Regions from separate parts of the Homo sapiens genome. Here region 1 is linked to region 2. Evidence: read pairs that join two places in POLR2A ChIA-PET (ENCODE). Cell type or tissue: IMR-90. All regions are shown on one strand.

Evidence for each region. Peaks named below come from ENCODE experiments on the same cell type or tissue, not always from the same donor. Only the 100,000 strongest peaks of a DNase experiment are listed, where the experiment ranks them.
Region 1: POLR2A ChIA-PET joins it to region 2 with 5 read pairs; 2 of 35 experiments call an interaction of 5 or more read pairs at or near these places.

What each region holds. Positions count from the first base shown.
Region 1 is chr1:59,776,671-59,780,670 of GRCh38, forward strand. The region is part of intron 4 of LOC105378758 (a long non-coding RNA gene); the gene reads right to left. The region is part of intron 2 of LOC101926944 (a long non-coding RNA gene); the gene reads left to right. Among named protein-coding and RNA genes, the nearest start is that of HOOK1, 36 kb to the right of the region's middle. In IMR-90, a CTCF peak has its summit at 1,005 (motif pointing left); no DNase peak of the experiment used is centred here; H3K27ac peaks cover 881 bases.
Region 2 is chr1:59,925,043-59,929,042 of GRCh38, forward strand. CYP2J2 (cytochrome P450 family 2 subfamily J member 2) reads right to left here and starts at 1,731. Exons shown (of 9, transcript NM_000775.4): 1 at 1,495-1,731. The coding sequence starts at 1,704. RefSeq lists an enhancer at 1,079-1,614. In IMR-90, no CTCF peak of the experiment used is centred here; no DNase peak of the experiment used is centred here; H3K4me3 peaks cover 694 bases; H3K27me3 peaks cover 654 bases.

The DNA of each region.
Region 1 (4,000 bases), 150 kb before region 2:
CCTACCTCACTATGGTGGAAGCATAAGAAGCTGAAAAATAAATGCTGGAATTATACCTGCAAGGGATACTGAGGTCAAAGGCAAGACAGCTGGCCAAGCCAGATTGTTCTTCCAATGGGCCAGGTGAGCAATGGATGTAAGGTATGGAGCCCAGGTGAGGAAGACAGAAAGCAAGAACTCAAGTGAGAGGTAGTTCATATGGCTGCCTCACTATCATCTTCCAGACAAAATGCTGATGATAGTAGTGTCTTTTTGTATGAAGTCCAGCGAGTATGCCAGGTGTACTTAAAGGGGCTGGAGTAATGTGGATACCCCTGACTCCAATACTTGGCACACTTAGGCAGAAGGAGCTCTTCAACCCACATAACCCCCAATGGATGTGACACTGGGTCTGGCTGTTGCATCACTGAGATTCCAGGACCTTCTCCTCCCATCAGATCTTTCCCTTCCATCAGGTCCAGTTCTGTCCAGGACTCTCCATAAGGCAGTGGTGCATGATATACGCCTAAATGGGCTCTCATCAGCACCTCCTCCTTCTAAGCTTTGCAATGATCTGAAGCCCAGGCCAGGTCACAGCACACGGACCCTATAACCAGCAATTAGGAAAGTAGCCAGCGTTTCTATCTATGGTAGCACTGAAAAATCTTTTCCCCTGAGTTTAAGTCAGGCTGGAAGACAGGGAATTCCATCGTGCCTTTTGTTTCTGTCAGAGTCAAAGCAGGAAATAGCTGCCAGCTGAGTATTCATAACAGGGATTTAAAAACTGGGAATTAATTACACAGAAGTGGAGGAACTGAGAGCCAAGCATGGGGTAGTGAGGCAACCCAGAGAATCATAACTGAAGGGAACCACTAAGACCCTAGGCCAGAGGGACAGAGGAAGAGGCAGTGTTACGGGCCCCTGGGCGAAGCTGGCATCCTGGCAGGACTGTTCTGGAGATGGCGCTGCTGGGGAGTTGCTGCCCAAGACAGAGAGGGAGGGGAGAAACATTCCAACTTCTCCCCTCTTCCCTCCCTCTAGTGTTCCACCAGTGCCTCCCACTGGCCAAATATGCAGAATTCAAGGGTCAGTCCCCTGAAATACAGAGCAGAGCAGGAGAAAGTGAAGAACCAATTTGAAGGCAATATGCCCAGGAGAGACCAATTGCCCTTGTTTGTCAACCTTCACCACTGCTCCAAACACAAAGCCCTCATACACACTTCCATAACAGTATCACTCCTGGCTTACATGCCCCACAGTTTTTCCTTATCCTTCTGCCATCCTTGTGCCAACCCACCAGCTATGCCTTACAGAGCCTCCATTCCACTGTAAACAAACTACTCTATGTCCTGCCTCTTCTTCAAATATTCTCTCTGACTTGAATTCAATCCTGATTCACACTTAGCAAAAAGCCCTGAATCATTTATTCACTCATTCAACAATGACATATTAAATGGAAATTATACCCGTAATAACTAACCTTGCATTGTTGTATGTGTTTTATATATATTAAGCCCTCCAATTCTCGCAACCACCTTATGCCCCTTCTATAGATGAGGAAACTGAGACAAGAAGTCCTTAAGAAACTTGCCACTCCCATAGTTCATAAATAGCAGGGCCAGAAATCAAACATGCATCCAGCCTCGAGAAACCACAGTTTTACCCACCATACATCACTGTTCCAAAAATGAATATACAGTAGTGAGCAACAGATAAAGTTTAGTAGAAGAAGACATTTTTAAATTTTCATTTTGTAATAATTTTAGTTTTACAGAAGACTTGCAAACAATAGAGAGTTCCATATACCCTTCACATTGCTTCCCCTAATGTTAACAACTCACACAACCATACAGTATTTATCAATACTAAGAAACTTTCATTGGTACGATGCTACTAACTAAATTACAAACTCTAACCAAATTTCGCCAATTTTTTGATTAATGTTTTCCTTTTCCAGGATCCAATCCAGGGCACCATGTTTCATTGAATCATCATATCTCTTTAGTTTCTCAGACTTTCTTTGTTTTTTGTGACCTTGACACCTTTGTAAATTATTGATTAGGGCCAGGCCTGGTGGCTTACGCCTGTAATATCAGCACTTTGGGAGGCTGAGGTGGGTGGATCACCTGAGGTCAGGAGTTTGAGACCAGCCTGGCCAACATGTTGAAACCCTGTCTCTACTAAAAATACAAAAATTAGCTGGGCATGGTGGCGGGCACCTGTAATCCCAGCTACTAGGGAGGCTGAGGAGGAGAATTACTTGAACCCAGGAGGCGGAGGTTGCAGTGAGCCGAGATCACACCATTGCACTCCAGCCTGGGTGACAAGAGCGAAATACCATCTAAAAAAAAAAAAAAAAAGGATTGGTTAGGCATTTTGGAGAAAGTCCCCGCATTTGGGTTTGTCTGATGTGTTCATATAAGTAGACTAGAGTTCTGAATATTTTGGACAAATGACATATTGGCAAAGTGCCCTTCTCACCACATCACATCAAGGATACAAGCTATAAACATGAGCTATCATTGATGATGTTAACCTTATTAATTTAGTTAAGGTGATACATGGCAGATTTCTCTGCTGTTAAGTTTCTATTTTTCCCTTTTCATATTCTGTTAGTTAGAAGTGAGTACTAAATCCAGCCCTCACAAGGGAAGCAGAGTTAAGCTCTACATCGTGGAGGAGGCAGCAACTACGTTTATCATTTGGAATTTGGCAGGAAATATTTATCCTTTCTCCTCCATTTATTTATTTATTCAATCATTTATCACTCAGTAAACATTCATGAATATTCATTTTATTTTTTAGGTTATATTCCAATACTGTCATTTATTTTGTTTCCCTAACTGGGGCAACAAGTTAGAGCTCCCACTGCCTAGCTTTGGCCAATGGGAGCTTTTTCAGGTTGACTACTGTGCCCTTTTCACATGTCCCCATTTTGTTGAGCCCTTCCTTGCATTCTGTCACTACAAAATGCTCCAGGCTTATCTTGGATTTTCCCACCCCTGCCCTAGAATCAGTGATTTCTCCAAAGAACACTGGTTCCTTTTATTGGAGAATGGTATCAGAAACCAAGATCTGGGTGCCGGAAGTGCTTCTAGTTTCTCTCAGTGGAAAAAGATAGAAAATACATGTATGTATATATACTAACCCATGTATATATACATAAAAAGACTTTGAATAAATGAAAGCACAAATGGGTTGTTATAAATGCTATGAAGGAAAATACCAGATTCTTTATAAAAGGGTTATAGATATGATTTAATACAAATGGGGTTAGGTAGAAGTCAAGATGGTCTTCTCTGCAGTTAAATACTTAAGGTGAAATCTATTGAATGACTAGGAATTAGCCAAGTGAAAGGGCAGAGAGACAGCAGTACAGGTAGAAAAACCATCATTTAAAAGAACACTAAATAGCAGGTGCTCAAAATGTTTGAAGAGTTGGATGAAGTCCATCGTGGTGAGAGTGGAATGATCCAGGGGATACGTGACCACAAGGGGGCCAAGGCTGGATCACATAAGACCTTGAAGGCCATGATAAGGAGTTCAGATGTTGTCATAGTGTAATGGAATGCCACTGAAGGGTTTTTAAAAGAGGAGGGAGTTGCATTCTACTTCACATAGAGTTGTAGAATCATGTAAAGTAGAAACCTCCTCAATTTCCTCAGCTCCTCAATCCCCACCCCACTACCCATAAGCTTTTCCCTGCAGGCACCCATCTGCAGGAAGCTTTACAGTTGGCCACCTCACTCTGGTCCACACCAGAGTCTTATCTTTCTGGTCTTTAGATTTCACCAGGCCACAACTATAAAATGACTTATATGAAAAATACTTGTATACTTTTATTATAAAATTTGCTGTCATTTACATTATTTGTTCATTCACTCAGTCTTTTCTAGGAACTATATCTGATGCCTCCCAGAACTCCAGAATCTACTAAATATTAAGAACAGTGTTTCCCTCTATTCCTCAGCTGCCAAGGAGCTCATGACTACATTTAATATACACACAATTGTATTTTCCT
Region 2 (4,000 bases):
ATGAAGAATTAAGAGGGACATTACAGGATAAAAGGATCAATTCACTAAGAAGACATGATAATCTTAAATGTGTATGTGCAAAACAACAGAGTTTCTAAATACATGAAGGAAAAACTACTAGAACTGAATGGAGAAATAGATACTCTCAACTGTCCTTTGAAACTTCAACATTCTTCTTTCAGTAATTGATAGAATAAGTAGATAACAAGTCAACAAGGATATAGGCAAACCAAACAATATCATTACCCAGTAAAATCAAATTGATATTGATATCAATTACTTCACCCAACAATAATTTATATCAATTATTCCACCCAACAATAGTCAAATACATATTTTTTCCAGCCTCCATGGCACATTTATCAAGATAGACTATATCTTGTGTCATTTAATCAACCTTAACATATTTAAAAGAACTGAAATTGTACATAGTATGATGTTTGACCACAATGGAGTCAAACTGGAAATAATTAACAGAAATGATAACAAGAAAATCTCCACATACTTGGAAATTAAACAACATATTAATTAAATAAGGACACAGGTTTGGGGGCTTAGTTTTAACATTCTGTGGCTAATTCTGTCACTTAGTATTACCAATTGGGTATTTCTCCCATAAAGTGATAAAACTTTGTCTATCAATATTTGAGGGCAATATACAGCCATGTGTTTAAAGTACTGCAGGCATGTGCAGGGAAAGGGGAACTACTATTTGTTATGTACCAACTATATGTCAGTATTGACCATTCACTATTTTATCTAATCTTCATAATCACTTGTCACACTGTTGTCTCTCAGCAAGTTACCTGTGCTGAGTGGCAGGAAAACCAGTATTGGTTTCTTGAGATAGGGTTTGATGTCTGAGAGAACTTGAAAGAACTTGGTCACCAGAGTCGGGGAGCCCTGATAGGAGATTATTGTATAGAGACGGAAAGAAGCTGCATCAAGAAGGGTCCCAGGTGGTTCAGTCAGGAGTCTGAACACCGTTTGGCAAAAATTTAAGCAGAGGAAGAACATTTTAAAATTATTACTTAGTGAGAGTGCACTGCAAGGGAAGGAGGTTGAAGCTGGAGGGCTCAGTTAGTGTAGTGGGAATAACTCAGTTGAGAAATGATCAAGATTGAGGTAGTATTATCACCATTTTATGTATGGGAAATGAAGTTTCTCAGAAAGAAAGTATAGCATTTTTAAGGACAATCATATAAAAGAGGGCAAGGTAATCACATTACAAGTAAGGTGTTCCAGTAATGTTTAACATGACAACATGCAAATAGTAAACATTTAATAATATTCCATCCCTAGAAAGTGCAGGTGGAATCATGCCAGTTAATGGGTTAGGAAATGAAACTCAAAGTGGGTTTTACCAGGTTACCAGCGTTAGCCACACCTCTTCCTGCCCTTCATCCCCCACCCCACCCACGTTGCCGGAACGTCCCTTGTGCTGCAGAACAGAGTTAGGGTCAGGACACGCTAGGCACCTTCTCCCACTCCTACCAGCTGAACCTCCAGGTGCGACTGCTCGAAGTCCACAAGGAAGAAGTTGCCAAGGAAGGGCAGGCGCCAGGGCCCCGGCGGGTAGTTCTTTGGGCGCCGTCTTTTGAGAAAGTCAGCAGCGAGCAGAAAGGCGACAGTGCCCAGTAGGAGAGTCCGAGGATGGACCACTGCCCAGAGGGCAGCCGCCAGAGAGCCCATCGCCGCGAGCATGGCTCAGACGTCCTCCTGCTCTTCTGCGGTCCAAGCAGGCGGCGGTCCCAGCAGGCGACGGTCCCCGCCCCGCCTCGCTCCCAGCCGTGCCCCGCCTCCCAGCCCGCCCCTTCGCAGCACCCTGCGAAGATGCCAGGCGCTGGATTCCCGGGAGGACACGCACCGGTCTCAGAAAAGGCCAGGCTAGGAGCAGTTTCTTTTCTATTTAGAAAGCTCATGGGTTTACTGAGAGCGCCACAGACATTTGAGCCTCTGTTCGGTTCAATCACCGTCTCTCCTATGATTGGAACTGTGCCTGGTAAACAGCGATAACAACAGCAGTACCTAACATTTCTTGGGCTCTTACTATATGCCAGGCAGCACATCCGCCTCTTTACATAGATTATTATTTCATTTTGACAAAATTATGAAGGAGAAGCTCTCGGTAGTCTCATCTTGCTGTTGAGGAAACAGAAAAGTTAAGTACTAAGTATGTGGTGAACAAATAAATCCACCCTTCTGAAACACATCTAAACGAGGTCCTGTATTTGAAAGTGTCTGGAAGATTAAAAGGCACTACACCAAAGCTGCTAGCACTGAGCAGCAGCCATAATAAGTGCTTAATTAACATTTGTTGAAGGAATGTCTTAGTTCCGATCCTTGCTGGTTTGCTCTATTAGGCTCCTCTCCAAAGCCCCAAGACTGTGGGACCTCCAGGTTCCAGCCTTTCATACCATCTGGTGAGTGCCTGCTTGGGTTTCACAAATGGTGAGACTGAAAACATGAAACATAGCTCAGGAATAGTATAGTACACACTCATGTACTCAACATAGAGTCACATATTCTGCTTACAATATTTTATTTTATTTCTTTATTTTTGAGACAGAGTCTTGCTCTGTCGCCCAGGCTGGAGTTCAGCTCACTGCAACCTCCACCTCCCGGGTTCAAGCGATTCTTCTGCTTCAGCCTCCCATGTAGCTGGGACTACAGGCACATGCCACCATGCCCGGCTAATTTTTGTATTTTTGGTACAGATGGGGTTTCGCCGTGTTGGTCAGGCTGGTCTCAATCTCCTGACCATAGGTGATCTGCCCACCTCAGCCACCTAAAGTGCTAGGATTACAGGTGTGAGCAAGAAATGAAATGAGAGTTGAAGTCTCTTGTTCTCTTTCTAAGGTCCAGAGAGAAATACTAGTCAGAGCTTAGCTTTTATCCTTCTAGTCCACATTTTCCTGTTTTACTACAGCTGTTATGCATCCATACAATATTTCTAATATTTATATATGATATTTTTACACGAATTATTCTACAACTCAGTATTATGTGTTTGAGATTTATCCTGACTGATATATGTGGCTCTAATTCACTTAATTTAATAGATGGATAGTATTCTATTACTATGCCACAATTTATTTGCTCATTCCCGTATCAGTGGACGTCAGGTTTGTTATATCTCTCCTTCCTTTTTATTTTTTGCATTAAAGAATGATGCAGGGGAATGACTTCCATAATGGCAGCATGAGAAACCCCACAGAACCTCTTCCTAGTAAAAAATTGTGATTGCTAAAAATTATTTATAAAACTAAAATAATTTAAGTCCCTGAAAATTGTTCTAAAGGCATACAGTAAATAAATAAATTTTATTTAAGAAGAATCTACTAAATGCTAGTAAACACAGTAAGAGTCTGTGGCATTTGAGCCATAACTCACTCTTTCTCCTAGTCCCCAGATCAACGTGACAGAAACCCCATTCTAGACAGTTAAATCCAAGAACACTTTCCCTAGCTCTCAAATGAAGGCTACAGTATCTCCCTGAGATGGAAAAACTGCCAGCATTTCTTATACCCAGCCCCCAGAATGTCATGTTGCAGAAGCTCTATTCTAGGCAAGACTGGCTAAGAGGTCTAGGGATATCCTCCTCCATCCAGCCCTGACTTGTAAGGCAGAAATAATACCTACCCCGGGCCATAATTGCCCTCATCCCAGCTTTCTCATGAGATAGAGGTTCCACACTGGGAGAGGTTAGCCACAAACACCAGAGATGAATGCCTGAAACAATAGAGATTTTGGTGGTAAGCAATTAATAGGAGGCTGGTAATTCTATGAGAACAAGAGGATAAACCATAGGCTAACTAGAAGTTTACCAAAGTCGGTCAGCACAAGAGTTAGCTAGGAAGAACCCTCTTGGGACCAGAACAAATCTCAAAGTCTGGCCTCAAAGACTATTCCTGAGAAGAAGCCCAAATTTAATTGCATCAAATTTTGAAGTAATGTATGCCCCAAGGCATTGTTGAAAACAGTAGAGCAATCAGCTGGA